Regions from separate parts of the Homo sapiens genome. Here region 1 is linked to region 2. The links are chromatin contacts, found by Hi-C or POLR2A ChIA-PET in ENCODE. All regions are on one chromosome and are shown on one strand. Each heading gives the region's core, a stretch centred on a gene start or an enhancer-like site at or near the end of the contact. The rest is flanking DNA. Distances are from core to core; before and after follow the strand shown.

What was found. Hi-C counts contacts between places; a loop is a spot of excess contacts on that map. ChIA-PET counts read pairs that join two places held with the same protein, here RNA polymerase II (POLR2A). Pooled maps may share reads with other maps.
Region 1: a map of transverse colon shows a loop between it and region 2 (25-fold over the local background). The contact joins two enhancer-like sites. A Hi-C loop is called at or near these places in 4 of 168 maps with a recorded cell type or tissue (Caco-2, GM12878, sigmoid colon and 1 more) and 2 of 50 pooled maps. POLR2A ChIA-PET finds 5 or more read pairs at or near these places in 1 of 52 experiments (AG04449).

Annotation. Positions count from the first base shown.
Region 1 is chr10:77,238,918-77,241,784 of GRCh38, forward strand. The region is part of intron 3 of KCNMA1 (potassium calcium-activated channel subfamily M alpha 1); the gene reads right to left. Among named protein-coding and RNA genes, the nearest start is that of KCNMA1-AS2, 100 kb to the left of the region's middle. Within about 2 kb of position 1,279, at least 3 of the 41 ENCODE cell types and tissues checked have a DNase peak (open chromatin) inside an H3K27ac peak, as active enhancers do.
Region 2 is chr10:77,370,886-77,373,926 of GRCh38, forward strand. The region is part of intron 2 of KCNMA1 (potassium calcium-activated channel subfamily M alpha 1); the gene reads right to left. It overlaps KCNMA1-AS3 (KCNMA1 antisense RNA 3), which reads left to right. Exons shown (of 6, transcript NR_126365.1): 4 at 1,962-2,062; 5 at 2,812-2,950. Among named protein-coding and RNA genes, the nearest start is that of KCNMA1-AS3, 22 kb to the left of the region's middle. Within about 2 kb of position 1,671, at least 3 of the 41 ENCODE cell types and tissues checked have a DNase peak (open chromatin) inside an H3K27ac peak, as active enhancers do.

The DNA of each region.
Region 1 (2,867 bases), core at 29-2,528, 130 kb before region 2:
ATATACATACATTGCCTTCTATAATTTTACTTGCTGTAGCTGCCAAATCTTATTCATACTTCCTCCAAGCATAAGCACATGCATGCACACAGACACAGCCGCCAAATGCACCCTCCTTGTCTACTCCTCAGCCTCACCTCGTACCTGATAACAGATTGTACTCAAAGGCACTGGAAGACCACATGGCTGCCTGGAGCACCTTTCAATTATTAATGCTGTTCTTTAAAGGCCTTGCCTTATTATTTCTACTCATGCTATTATGAAGAGGGCAAACTCCTTAATGCACTCCTGTGCCACTTCCTCCCACTGCTAGAGGAAAAGCACATGCTAGGTACAGTCATCTAATAGCATCCACGTTATTTTCACCTTCTCTGCACACTGTCCCTGCAGTTCTCTCTGGGGCCTCAAGATCAATTGTATCTCAAACTGGGCCATGGGTTCATTTTCTGCATTTTCTGGCATGGAGTGAGGGTAGCGGGTGTATGGAAATTCCAGCTCTCAAATTACAAGGTGGCAGGTCTCTGCATGGGTGTGATGAGCAACATGAGATAGGTATCCTTGTTAAGGACAACTGCATTCTAGTAGATTCCACCATCAGAGGTCCTGGAGCCCTACCTACTATTTCTTCCTGAGAGTGTCCTGATAGGTAAAAGGTGGTGTGAGTGTCTTCCACGGGGAAAAGAGACTGATGAGGCAGCTCTACTGAAATGGCAGTTGATATTAATAGGGCCATCTACTTCCTACTTTGAAAATATCTGAGCTATAAGCTCAGACGCTACCTATCACTAACTGCCAAATTTCCATGAAAAAGGGTCAGTGATGAAGTTGTAGCCTAGACTTGGGACCATGTCTCAGGGGAAAAGTCTAAGTATGCCTCCGATTTTGTTTTGGAAGGGACGACACCGTAAGAATTTCATCAGTAAATATTAAATACAAAGTTCAGCAAATTGTGAACTTTAGGGTTCATGAAAACTAAAGCCAGGATTTATCCATGTCAACCTGTACCTTATACCTACATATGCTAGAAACTAAATCAAGTTTCATACAATGTGCCCATTTAGCTAAGTAAGTCAGAGGATAGTTTCCAATAATTACTAACACTTACACACTTAGTATAATCAACTCTTCTTTGGTCAAGTTAATATCCTGGCAGAACAGACAGATTTGGGCCTCTCTTCTTATAAAAAAAGAATCTGACAATTTAAGGGGCATATGTTCACTTCCATTTATGTCCTGGAAAATATGCCCTGTGACTTAGCAACCATGTTTTAAAAGCTCTTGCAGTTCTTAAACAAACAGAGTGTATGTTTATGAGCTTCTAACAACGTTATTTTCAGAGATGATGTAGAGTTAGTGATATGTAGCTCTGGGGCTTACAGTAAGCTGTAGATGATTTATTGGTGTGGCATACAGTATTTGCCTCGAGAAAAATGGAAATTTAAGCAGTGTTTGAAAATGTGTTAGATGGCAAACGACCCGGGGCACCCTGAGACCAAAGGCTTCCCATCTTAGAGAGAGAAGGGGTCCTTTTTGGCAGATGGAGGAGCAAGGGTTAAGAACGTTTCCTGGCACTCAGGGAGCACAGCCAATTCAAGACCAGAAAGAGAGACAGTTTAGAATAGAGGCTGAAAACAGGAGGCCCAAATCTGGCCTGCAGAGGTGTTTTGCTTGGCCTGCAAGTACTTTAAGAGTTTTGGATTTGAGGCCAATATTTTAAAATTGGAGATTCAACATAAAATGCAGTATTCTGTCTCCTCTTTGAAACACAGGAAGATCTGGCCACTAGAGCCTGCATTTCTGCATAGGAACAATCAGCTGGACCTGGGAAGCCACTTCAGGTGAGGCTTCAGCTCTCATTGCAGTCCTCACCAGATCCGCCTCACTCATTTCCAATGTCTGCCCTTCCCTGTCCAGATGAATTTGCAAACATCAGATGAAAAAAATGTTATTTTGTACTGTTGCACTCTCAGCGAACAGATCTCTTAAACCAGTAAGACTCATTGTCAGATAAAAGAATGGAAAAGGCACATGTTTTTCCAAAACTCGGGAGAAAAGCAAGACTATTAAGTTGTCTTAAAATTTTTGTTGTATCCATTGTTTTGAATGCTGGGTTGCTGAAGTTCCTATTTCCCAAAGCCAAGTTATCAGACAGGGCTTAAAATAAAATGCTTATTTTAATTTTCTCATTTGAAACAATTAGACCACATTGAAGGGGTTTAGTATAAGGCATCTGTCTCTGAGCATGTTTTCTTATCTGTGAAAATTTCCAGAAGGATGGGGCTGTTGGAAAGGGAGAAATAAAGTCAATTTCTCCAGCAGGCAGTGCAGGCACAGTGCCTGAGGCCACTGTACTTATGGGACACAAAAAAGTCTAAATTTTAACTTCTTTAAAATCAGAAGAAAATAAATATAATAATAAATGACGAATAATAACAACGAATCCAGGCTGGGCACAGTGGCTCACGCCTGCAATGCCAACACTTTGGGAAGCTGAGGTGGGAGGACTGCTAGAGCACAGGAGCTTAAAACCAGTCTGGGCAACACAGTGAGACCCCCCCATCTCTACAATAATTTTTTTTAATTAGCTGGGCATGATGGTGCCCAGCTGTAGTCCCAGCTACTCGGAAAGCTAAGGCAGGAAGATTACTTGAGCCCTGGAGGCAGAGGTTGTTGTGAGCCATGATTGCACCACTGCACTCCAGTCTGGGAAACAGAGTGAGACCCTGTCTCAAAGAAAAAAAAAAAATTTGCCAGCCATGGTGGTGCATTCCTGTAATCCCAACTACTCAGGAGACTGAGACTGAAGGATCACTTGAGCCAAAGAGGTCAAGGTTACAGTGAGCTATGATCATGTCAGTACACTTCAG
Region 2 (3,041 bases), core at 421-2,920:
CTGAAAATGTGCACAAAATACCTGATACACAGTGGGGCACTCAGCTAACACCAGTCATTCCTGTAATCCAGGTCTCCCAACTTCTAGTCCAGTGCTCTTTGCACAACAACACCATATGAAGACTCTGAGCTATCCAAATAAGTGCACTTGAACCACAGGTTAAATCCCCTTCCTCTCATCAGAAATACAGGCTAGCACCGCCCAGCGTTCTTTAAAGACAGCCAGGAAAACAAACCAAATTCATACTACTTACCCAACACTGAACGAGACACGCTGGCTCCCTTTCCTTTATTTTGTTTCCCTTCTATTTGTCCTGGGTTTGTGGTTCTCGGGCAAGGTGAACTCTGCTCAGTATGATATGTGACCCCTGGCCACAGTTGCATATGGCCCTGCCTCAGTTGCTGCCTGCTCCTTACTTGATTCTCCAGGTCCACACTCCTTTCCTGTGCCATCTTCCCCTGTGGCACCTGTGTGTAGGAATCTTCAACAGCTGCACCGCCAACAGAGAAGCCACAAGCTGGAGCCCCACAAGTTTCCCCCCAGGCCCCATGCATGGGTCAGCAGTCTTGACCCCTGGGCTGATTTTAATATTTTAATTAAATTGACAACATGTAAAAAATCTGGAGATTTCACAACAATGCAGATTTCTGACTTCTTTTGACAAATTACAAACTGGCCAAATGTCCACAGCTGGCCAGAGCTGTGAGGCAGCTGCTCCCTTCATCTGGAAAGACTCTTGCTCCACTGGTCAAAGTCCCCACCGGTCCCCTCATTGCAACCTCACCATTCCCTATCAACCTCTGAGTTTTCCACCCCTGTTATGATATGCACTTCCAGTTCTCCAGCTGGACACTCAAGATGTGTCACCACATGGCCCACTGCACTTATTCAATCTCTTCTCCTGGGAACCCTGGAAAATCTCTCTGCTTCTAGGCTCTGCTGGGAGCAATTCCCCTCCTACAATGTCCTCCTTGCTCTTTTATTTATCCAACCCAATCAAGAGTATCTCTGCTTAAAAAATTCTTGCTGACCACCCAAGCCACAAAGAGCTCTCCTTTCCTTAAAGCATGGAGTCAACAGTTATCTTACCTACCTTCACATAGTTGGTTCTTCCTGTTTGCACATCCTGTTTCCCTAGCTAAATTGTAAACTTCTTGAGTTCACATTTGTTTGCCTTCCCCAGAAGGCAGCCACAGACTTTCCAAAGGGAAAGTTCTGAACAAAGATTAATTGTTTGGTCAGGAGCTATCAACCATATCATCACTCAGTGCAAGACCAGTCTCTCCAGCCTCTTTTGCCTCCACTCCACTTCCCTTGTTCCCCTCTCAAATCCACCCAAACCCCCATCCTCCTGGAATCACTCCAAAAGGACTAGAATTTGTTTCCTGTTTTGCCCACGATTGTTCCCATCGCTGCCACTCCCCAGGGCTAAACACAGAACCTGCCACATAACAAAAGCTCAGCATATGCACATTAAATGGAAAGTGCCTTACTTTTTAGTCCCTATATCTTAACATCTGCAGTTCACCAGGCTGACCATGCCCTTCTCCCTTTTCACCAACAGATCTACGGGTCTTGGAAATCCCAGTTCAGTGTTCCTCTCTCAATCTTTTTCTCTTCCTTTACTCAGCCAAGTCACTCCTCTCTCTAGGCGCCGCAGTCCTTTGCTCTTGCCTGCCACAGCCATTGCCAAATGTTGGTGCAATTGTTTGCCCACACCTGTTTTTCCCTTGGATGCCAAGGTCTTCCGGATCCAGGATTGTGTGATCTTCTTCCATGCGCTTGCCTGGTTCCCCAAGTCATAACTGGACATAATTAGTCTGGTGGAGAAGGCAAGTATTATGGCCCTCATTTTTCCAATGAGAAAATGGAAGCAAGGCACCAGGCTCCCTGCATGCAGCAGAGAGATGGAAGAGGAAGAGAGGAGCAGCTTGGGTGAGAAGACTTGGTTCTATTAGCAGGGGTCAAGCAATGGAATGGAAATGTGTCATGTCCTTTCAAGGTCATCTGTGGAGCAATGTTTAACAGCCTGCCCAAGAAATATTTAATTACCTAGAGGAAAGTAAGTACCTTTGTTGACTTGATATTTGCTACCAACTAAATAGCCAGATTATGTGAAGTTACACATTAATGTGTAGGATTTTGCCTAGTAGAAATACAAATGTTTTCTGTTCAGGAGAAAAGATAATCTCAAAGTTTATTAATTGACTCCCGTGTAGGACATTAACCAGTTTTGTTTCTAATTTAGCAATCTCATTCCAACACTCTTCCTCCAGTGCCTATGTAAACTCATGCTGCCATCTTGTTGGTTTCCTCATTAATGAGCTAAATGCATTTTTGACATGTCCACATTCTAGATTTGTATGAGTCACAATTTTAACTTTTTGAAAATTATACTTTGCCACCCAGGTGCCACCAACTCTGGGAGTGTGAGCAAGTCCCTCCCTCCCCTCTTCTGGACTCAGTTTCTTCAACAGTAACATGAGGGCGTAGGTCTGCATGGGAAATTACAAGCCCCAGGAATATTTGATTTTAAGCCTGAATCTTAAAAAGAATAATTTCCTCATAGGGTTGAACATCTTACGGAGTTATTTTCCAAAATAACAACAATAATGGGACAGTGCTTCATACCTGGGGCTAAGTATTTTAATTCTCACATAATGAGATGGGGCTATTGTTCCTAGCTCTATTACAGGTGAGGTTAGGAAAGCTGAAACAGTATTTTTTTTAACGAGGAGACACTATGTTTGTCCTTCCACTCATGTTTCCTTCCATTCTTCTTTTCACCTGTCTGGTCATCCATGTTTCCAGTCATCCATCCCACTGATGCAAAAAGAAGGTGGTTTCCATTTTCACTCTGGATCTATCTAATTGACTATTTAATTGATGTGGACTTTAGTAGAGGCAGTGATTGCTTCCAGTTGGTGGGCCCAGGAAGACTGTGAAAAAGGTACCACTTTCAGCTTGACCCTGAAGGTTCAAGCAGAATTATTTAGGGATAGGTTGAAGAAGCATCTTTGCCTGAAGGAACCATGGCAGGG